3 separate regions of the Homo sapiens genome follow, and all the other regions are linked to region 3. The links are chromatin contacts, found by Hi-C or POLR2A ChIA-PET in ENCODE. All regions are on one chromosome and are shown on one strand. The core of a region is the stretch at or near the end of the contact, and the rest is flanking DNA. Distances in the headings are between cores, read along the strand shown.

What was found. A loop is a pair of places that touch in the nucleus more often than their neighbours do. ChIA-PET counts read pairs that join two places held with the same protein, here RNA polymerase II (POLR2A). Pooled maps may share reads with other maps.
Region 1: a pooled map shows a loop between it and region 3 (2.3-fold over the local background). The contact joins two enhancer-like sites. A Hi-C loop is called at or near these places in 1 of 50 pooled maps. POLR2A ChIA-PET finds 5 or more read pairs at or near these places in 2 of 52 experiments (BJ and activated T-cell).
Region 2: a pooled map shows a loop between it and region 3 (4-fold over the local background). The contact joins two enhancer-like sites. A Hi-C loop is called at or near these places in 1 of 168 maps with a recorded cell type or tissue (PC-3) and 1 of 50 pooled maps. POLR2A ChIA-PET finds 5 or more read pairs at or near these places in 2 of 52 experiments (MCF 10A and PC-3).

The regions. Positions count from the first base shown.
Region 1 is chr11:102,473,154-102,475,853 of GRCh38, forward strand. The region is part of intron 1 of LOC124902740 (a long non-coding RNA gene); the gene reads left to right. All of the region lies in intron 1 of LOC102723838 (a long non-coding RNA gene), which reads left to right. Among named protein-coding and RNA genes, the nearest start is that of TMEM123-DT, 22 kb to the left of the region's middle. Within about 2 kb of position 1,343, at least 3 of the 41 ENCODE cell types and tissues checked have a DNase peak (open chromatin) inside an H3K27ac peak, as active enhancers do.
Region 2 is chr11:102,137,858-102,140,557 of GRCh38, forward strand. All of the region lies in intron 2 of YAP1 (Yes1 associated transcriptional regulator), which reads left to right. Among named protein-coding and RNA genes, the nearest start is that of YAP1-DT, 29 kb to the left of the region's middle. Within about 2 kb of position 1,319, at least 5 of the 41 ENCODE cell types and tissues checked have a DNase peak (open chromatin) inside an H3K27ac peak, as active enhancers do; they include PC-3, where a contact is called at or near this core.
Region 3 is chr11:102,267,376-102,270,075 of GRCh38, forward strand. LOC105369460 (a long non-coding RNA gene) reads left to right here. Exons shown (of 5, transcript XR_007062863.1): 2 at 1,755-1,861. Among named protein-coding and RNA genes, the nearest start is that of BIRC3, 49 kb to the right of the region's middle. RefSeq lists a silencer at 1,374-1,483. Within about 2 kb of position 1,361, at least 17 of the 41 ENCODE cell types and tissues checked have a DNase peak (open chromatin) inside an H3K27ac peak, as active enhancers do; they include PC-3, where a contact is called at or near this core.

The DNA.
Region 1 (2,700 bases), core at 93-2,592, 210 kb after region 3:
AATAGGGAGTCGAAGCCATCTTCTTGTACTAAGTCCATTCCTGGGTGGGGACCACAAGATCAGATGAGCCAGTTTATTGATCTGGGTGGTGCCAGCTGATCCATCAAGTGCAGGGTCTGCAAAACATCTCAAGCACGGATCTTAGGAGCAGTTTAGGGAGGGTCAGAATGTTGTAGCCTCCAGCTGCATGACTCCTAAACCATAATTTATAATCTTGTGGCTAATATTAGTCCTACAAAGGCAGTCTAGTCCCCAGGCAAGAAGGAGGTCCGCTTTAGGAAAGGGCTGTTACTGTCTTTGTTTAAACTATAAACTATAAACTAAGTTTCTCTCATAGTTAGTTCAGTCCATGCCCAGGAATGAACAAGGACGGTTTGGAGGTTAGAAGCAAGATGGAGTCTGTTAAGTTAGATCTCTTTCACTGGCTCAGTCATAATTTTGCAAAGGCGGTTTCAAGATCAAGTGCAGGGTTTGACCTTTTGACTTGCTTTTATATGTTGGCATACTTCCAGGGCCTTGCATTACTTCTGCCCTGATTCTTACCTTGGGGCGTGCTCTCCACATGCGCAGTGCCCTGCCAGTGCTTGGGAGAGGCTGCATACACAGTGTGTTTACTGGAGTTGCACGCATGCTCACTTAAGTCGTTCTTCCCTTACCAGTAGAGTGTTCCTAGAGGAAGGTCCTATAGCAGTTAAGCTCCACCATTTTGCCTCTTAGTTCACATGCTTGGACCCATTTGCTCAGTTCCTAAGATCTTATTGGAAAGTTGCTGATCACCAGTTTCAGATTTTTTTCTACCTATTGGGGAACTGCCTTTCCCCTGGCACTGGCTGTGACCAATTATCATTTTAGAGAGATGGTTAACAACCACCTGACCATCACCTGATGGTTGCCTGATATTCCCGGTGGTGTTGGGGGTGGGGGGTCCTCTGCTGCCCTGCTCATGTCTGACTAGTTACCTACTGTAACAAGCCCATTAGGTGGTTACGTTTATAGCAAGGCAGATTGCACATCCTGGGACATCTTAGTAGAAGCGAGTGAGAAAGGCTTATTTTAGGATTTGGGCTTGTATTAGGTGATACTGAGAAGTGGAGCTTTGCCAGGATTGGTTGCTATCAAGGGAGTAGAGGCAATTTTATGACTGGGTATTTTAACAAATCTTATTGAAGGGGGCAGGAATAAACTGAGTCTAAAACTTTAATTGGCAGAGGCAAGATCCTCTCATATTAGCTAGGATGGGGGATATTTTGGTTATTTTTGTGGTTTGGACATGTTTGTTTTTCTGTTCAGACATCGTGATGGAGTGCTCTTGTTTTTGTCATGATCACAGAGTGCTCTGGTCTGACGTTAATGTTCAGTGAAACTGTTTATGTTCCACACCAAGGCCTAAATATGAGTGCCAGGCCAGCTTTCAGTTGTCAGGGGCTGCTTTTTCCTTTCTTATCTCTATGGGGTGATATAGTTCCTGTAAGGGTAAAAACTTTGGAAGGATAAAGGAACAAAATGTGGTGGATTGCTATAGAGGACTAGCATTGATCCTCAAACTTTGACATGCATCAGAATCTCCTGGCAGACCTATGAAAATATGGGGGCTGCCCCCTCCGCCAGAGTTTCTGATTCAGTAGGTCTAATGTGAGACTTGAAAATTTGCATTTCTAACCAGTCCTCAGGTGTTGTCTATGCTACCAGACCACACTTTGAAAACCACTGAAGTAGATGGAAGTATCAAAAGTGAGGATGATTACAGTGTAAGAAAACTGACCCAATAGGGTTATCTGCAATTCTCAAGATAAAAATCTAGAGTGGGCCAGCTGCAGTGGCTCATGCCTGTAATCCTAACACACTGGGAGGCCGAAGCGGGTGGATCATCTGAGGTCAGGAGTTCGAGACCAGCCTGGCCAACATGGTGAAACCCTATCCCTACTAAAACCACAAAAATTAGCCGGGCATGGTGGCGCATGCCTGTAATCCCAGCTACTCGGGAGGCTGAGGCAGGAGAATTGCTTGAACCCAGGAGGCGGAGGTTGCAGTGAGCCGAGATTGCACCACTGCACTCCAGCCTGGGCCACAAGAGTGAGACTCCATCTCAAAAAAAAAAAAAAAAATCTAGAGTGGTCTCTATGTGACTCTCTAATGCAATTCTAACACTGTATGATTGTGCATTTTCCTATTTTAAATTACCAGTCTTTCAGAGGGAAGAGTATATAAGAAGATTCTTCCCAAAATAATTTGTGCAAATTGTTGACAGCCGAAGTTTGTAATGCACATAAAAGTAAAACTTTTATGTGTTTATTGTTCATTTTCCAGGAAGTTCTCAATTACAAATAGGCAGATTTATTTTAGGGAAACAGATTAGTAAAACCAGTTTTTCACTAGATTATTTACAAATTGTCTCACTATACGTTATACATATTACATGCAAAGGAGGCCTTATGATCCTTTTTTAACTATTCTCTCATCAATATTAAGATAGAATTCTTTAAAAGGAATGTAACTGCTCACCCTTTTGAAGTGTTTAAATGTCTTCACTAAAAATTTGACATTTTCTACTTGATTTGGTTTACTTTTTCCTGAAAAAAGTGAACACAGTGAAAGGAAGTGATAAATAGGGATGCAAATGGGTTATCCTTTCTTGTTCTAAAAAATTAGTCTTAAGTTTATTTTTCTCTCTATAGGAGATAAAAGATGTATGACATGGAC
Region 2 (2,700 bases), core at 69-2,568, 130 kb before region 3:
GAGGTGGAAGGGAACTAAGTTCTTTTTTTTTTCTTTTTTTAAATTTCCGAGATGGAGTCTTGCTCTGTCGCCCAGGCTGGCGTGTTGTGGTGCTATCTCAGCTCACTGCAGCCTCCGCCTCCCGAGTTCAAGCAATTCTCTTGCCTCAGCCTCCTGAGTATCTGGGATTACAGGCGCGTGCCACCACGCCTGGCTAATTTTTGTATTTTAGTAGAGACAGGGTTTCGCCATGTTGGCCAGGCTGGTCTCAAACTCCTGACCCTGTGATCCGCCTGCCTTGGCCTCCCAAAGTGCTGGAATTATAGGCATGAGCCACTGTGCCCAGCTGATAGGGAACTAAGTTCTTTGGTGCATTGGTTATCTTTTGCTGCATTAACTGACTATGGAAAAAATTAGTGGCCTAAAATAATAATTCTGTCATTCGAGTTGGGCTCAGCTGAGCAGTTCTTCTGCTGATACTGCCTGAAGTCACTCATGCATCTGTATCTGGGAGCTATACTGGGGCTGGAGGGTCTAGGAAGGTCTCTCACTCAAATGTCTGGTGCCAGCTCATCTGGGCCTTTCTTTTCACGTTTTCACCATTCATCTGTTTAGTCCAGGCTTCCTTAGGTGTTGCTGGGAACATTCCAAAAGGGGGAAGGTGGAAGCTTTAAGGCCTCCTGAGGCCATTGTACAATTTCACTTCTACCACATTCTGTTGTAGATTAGTTTAGGCATGAACTGAAATGGAAAATTTAGCAGAAATGGATCCTGGATTTTCTGGTACCCGTGTTTCGTTTAATTACTTTGTTGCTTTCTCTCCCTCCCTGAGTTCAATTAAGTTGAGAAAAGTGTTCATTGTTATTACTGATGGATTAGACTTTATTTGCTCTTCATTGAATGTTTCAGTTAATTTACAGACTAGTAAATTATCTGAGTCATCAAGTTATGTACGTGTATGTGGGTATCTATATACATAAATATAGATAAAATAATGCAGGAGGCGAATACTTGCAGTGGCTTTAGGATGATTGTTATATTCCTGTGGTTCCTGCTTCCCAGAAATGTTTTCTGTGATTACATCACACGTGTCCAGGTTTCTTATGAATGAACACTTAAGGAGCACTGCTTCACTGGAGGGTAATTAACACATTCTCAGACATTTAATTTCAAAAGCAAAGCATATATGTCTTTCTCTAAAGGCCCATGAAAACAAGTTTTTTTTTTTTCTCTTCATGAAATTGAGTGATTATAAAAACTGATTTAATCCATTGTAATTTTTTGTTATCCAAAAGTTGATTTTAAACAGTGAATCAGATTTCGGCACTGTGATTCATACTCCCAAAATGAGTAACATGATTAGCAGGATATTCCTAGTTGTTCTCTTGACTTAAAAAAAAAAAAAGTCCATGGTGACTCCTCCATTTTTGGTAGTGGAGTTGTATTGGGTCTATGAAGAGGCTTTGCGAGAAAAAAGAGCAGCTATTTATGGAGCATTTCCTCAGGCCTGCAATTTGAAGCTATTATAGCAAAGTTGCTGAGCAAGTCCGTGATTGCAGGCCAACAGTCATTCAAGCCCCCATCCTGCAGTCTGTGTGGAGTGAGTTCAAAACTACTGCTGTGCAAAGTTTTCCCTCTGCAGTGTTTATCAGTTGCCTACTTTGTAAAGAGCAAGGGTTTCAGGCATTCTAAACCCGCTTTGTTAACTGGTAGATTATTAAGCAGTTACAGGATATAAGCTAGTTTTTGGGTGTTCGGGAGATTGTTCAGCATTTAAGAATACAATGATTCCCCCATCCCCTACTCCCTTTTAGTTACTTAAAATCAAACCATCTTATCATAAAATGCAGATTTTATGCAGATTTTTCCAGCAGTTTTACTTACGCTTATAAAAACAGATGTTGGGTTGTCTGTCAAAGGAATTATATCCTGTAGACCTGGAATCTGTGTTTGAGGGGAATTTGATTTTAGATTGTAGATTGCTTTGTTGCCTACCTATGAAAACATCATTTATTTTTGTGTAGGGTTTTGTGAGCTTTTTTTTTAAATGGTGACAGAAAATGAAAATAGCCTAATTGTGTTTTTTATCATCAAAGGATGAAATTGGCTTATCTGAATTTGGCTGGAAAATTTGATTTGGTATCAGCAAATGATGAACTGAAAATCAATGAGCTTTAATCTGCTCTGGATAATATTAACAGGGGTTTATCCTAAATAGGACTCTTCTAACCTGTGAATCTTAGAACCTTTCCACTTTTTGGTGTCAAAGTTTTAAAGCATAGTAGCTTTTCTGTATATATAGTCTGATAGTGTAAAAAAAATTGGGTGTTGTTGCATGTTATTCTCTGTCCCTGTAAAAAAAAAAATCTGTATTTTTCCATTGTTCTGGAAAAAATTCAATTTCAAGGAAAATTTTATATAGCTACTAGAAAATTAGTTTTTAGCAATATCTATGATTTTCATTTCAAGAAAGCAACAATTGATAGGAATTATGTTTTGAGGATTGAAATCTACTCTAAATTGAAAGTGTTCACATTTAATATAATAATCTAGGATATTTAAAAGTCATATGGGCATTCTATAAAAGAGAAGTATTTCTTAATCTGTTTCAGTACCCCCCATGCCAACAAAACTACGCATGATAGCAACACACACTAAAAAGAGAAAGAACAGTGTCATTAAAGGATGTCCCCCAGATTACTAGGCCTTTTAAAAATGACA
Region 3 (2,700 bases), core at 111-2,610:
GAATTCCTTCCTTCAAAAAATGAAAAATCTCATTTTCATTTTTTGAATGAATACTCAGGCCTCTTTGATTATTATAACGATCCCAAAGTCCCTATACTACTCAATAATTATTTTGCCTGAAAATATGTGGAGGAGGAGGGGATTAATAAAGATAAAAATCTCTTAATTGAATATAAACAATTTAACTGTTCAAGAATTCCCCAAGTAAATTTTATCTACATAGTGTGGGTTAAATGTGGGGGGAAAAGGGATGGTAGATGCAAAATGCAGTTATTTGCTTCAAAAATCTATCTGTGTGAGTAGCTCCAATGTATAAAAGATCAAATGAAGAAAGTTTTACCGGCTTGTTTCCAATGCCTCCGACTTATCTGGGTGGATCTTCCCCTCTGACTCATTCTGGAACAGTCCTCCATAAGTCAAGGAGACAGTTTACAAGCTGGGGAGGTTTCCCTTCATAACGGCTGAGGGAACTTATTCTCTCCACAACCACGGTTCAATGTGTCAGGTACTGACATAAGGAAAGAATGTCTCTGACCTAAGGAATTCATAATCTAATAGGGGAGACGGACAAATAAATAGGTAAGTTTAAAAATGTCAAGTTCCCTGTCAAGGTAGAAAAGTATAGGGTGTCTTGGAGCACAGAAGAGGGTGTCCAGAAAGGCAAATGCAGATCAGATACAGAAGCAAGGCGTTGGGGTCCAAAATGCCCAGGTGGATGTCCTGGTCGGATCTCCAGAGTCCTACAGAGGACTTCCTCCACACAGGGCGGGTCAGTTTCAACCCATGGGAATGAAAGGGGGGGAAAACATGGAGAGCAGCTTCCAGCGCAGGGGGAGGAAAACATTCCCCAAGGAAATACTAGATTCCTGAAATATGTCCAGCCCTTGTGGAAAAGATGTAGTTCGGGCTGCAATTCGAGCAAACTTCGGAGAAGCTTCAAAAGCTCCGACTTGGCAATTCAACTCAAAGCGCTCTTCCAAGCTCTTCCTATTCAACTGCAACTTCTAAGGCAAAGTCATTGTTTACAGCCTGGCGGAGTTGGAAGAGTCTCCAAAAACACAACTTGCCGTGACAGTTGGAGTTTATAACCACCCTCGGACTTTAATGACAGGCAAGTCTGAGAAGCTTCCAGCACCACGGCCTGACTGACTTCTGCGGGGCTGGAGGGAACGGTGGGTCCCAGATTTGGGACCACCCTTCTGCAGTGAACACCTCCCCCACATTCTCGTTTGCCACGCCTCTAGGCCACCTGGAGCTGAAGTTTCGCTGTTTTCCACGGCATTTCCGGAATGCCAGGGCATGCCCTGTCAATCCTGCACGCCCTGCGGCCGCGCTGCTTTCTCCACCGGGGCAGCGCTGAGTAGGCGGGGCATGCGGGTGGGGCGGGGCTCCAGCCAGGGTGGGTGGGGCCTCTGCACGAACACCTGCCTGTACTTGGGCCCGGAGCTTGGATCTCTGCCCAGAGAGCTCCGGCAGCCCCAGTCATCCCCGGCAATCAGGAGGCAGCGCCGCTCGGCTGCTGCAGAGGGCGTTGCCCGACTTAGCGACAATTTTGTCCTACCTCCTCTATACACCTTGCTCAAGTGACTGGACTCTCGAGATTCAATTTCCTTATTCACAAAATGGGGTTGATTATCGTTAAATTTCACAGCTGTTTGAGGATTAAAAGAATGACGTATCTATATTGTTTATGTGCCAAGCACTGACACTTATTCATTAGTGCTCGTTTCTTTCCTTTTTCTTTCCAAATTCAGTCTGATTCAGCAAATAGCTACCGAGGGTCTACTTGTTTCCAGTCACTGGGGATTTAATGGCAAAATAACCCTCAAGAAGCTTATTGTCTAGTGGAAAAGACCAACAGGTAAACGGGCAGTGGGAAGTGCTGTGAGGGTGGAATTGCTGGGTGTTGGACAGGTAGAGGGGGCTGTGGAGGAAGAGCACGTTGCAGCTAGTTAGAGAGGTAGGATGAGAGCAAGGACAGGGAGAAGCTGGAAGTAGTACAGACCCTCTGGAAAGGTGAAGCTGGATCATGGGGCCAGATCATGAAAGAATTCCTAAATTATAAATTCTAGTGGCTACAGATTTTTATGTTGAAGCAGAGAGGAAACATGGAAGTATCTTAAGCAAGAGACTATGATGTGATTTGGATTTTAGAAAGATTCCTCTGGGTAGAGATCACATCGATGCAAGGCACAATTTAGCTCCTAAGCTCATTATTAGCAGCTTCATTTGAGGGTCACATAAAGAATTCCCCTAGGGTCTAAATAAAGTATTTGGAATTTTTTAGGTCAGGCCATGTAATTCTGAATTCTAGAAAATGACTAGAATTGGTTAGTTCTTTCTCTATAACTGGAATTGAGTTGGGTTTTAATATCCCCTCTATAAACCAGGCTTGATTTCAAACCAAATTTTATTACTCAGTTGGAAAAAGAAAACTTTTATACCTACATTAATCAACTGCCCCTTTGTAAACTTGCTTTCTCACTCACCTCCACGTGCCTAGCTTCTGGGATCAAGAAACCAGGAGGCAATGAAAAGTGTTATCAGACTTGCATTAAGACCAGCCCCTCCTTAAAGATGTTCTGGAGACAGAACTTAATCAGGTGGAGCTGGGCAGGGCTGAGGCTTCAGGCTCAGGCTCGCAGGCTGGTTTGGGGGATTAAAAGCCTAAACAAGTTAGTTGGGTTGTTCCTCTCCCAT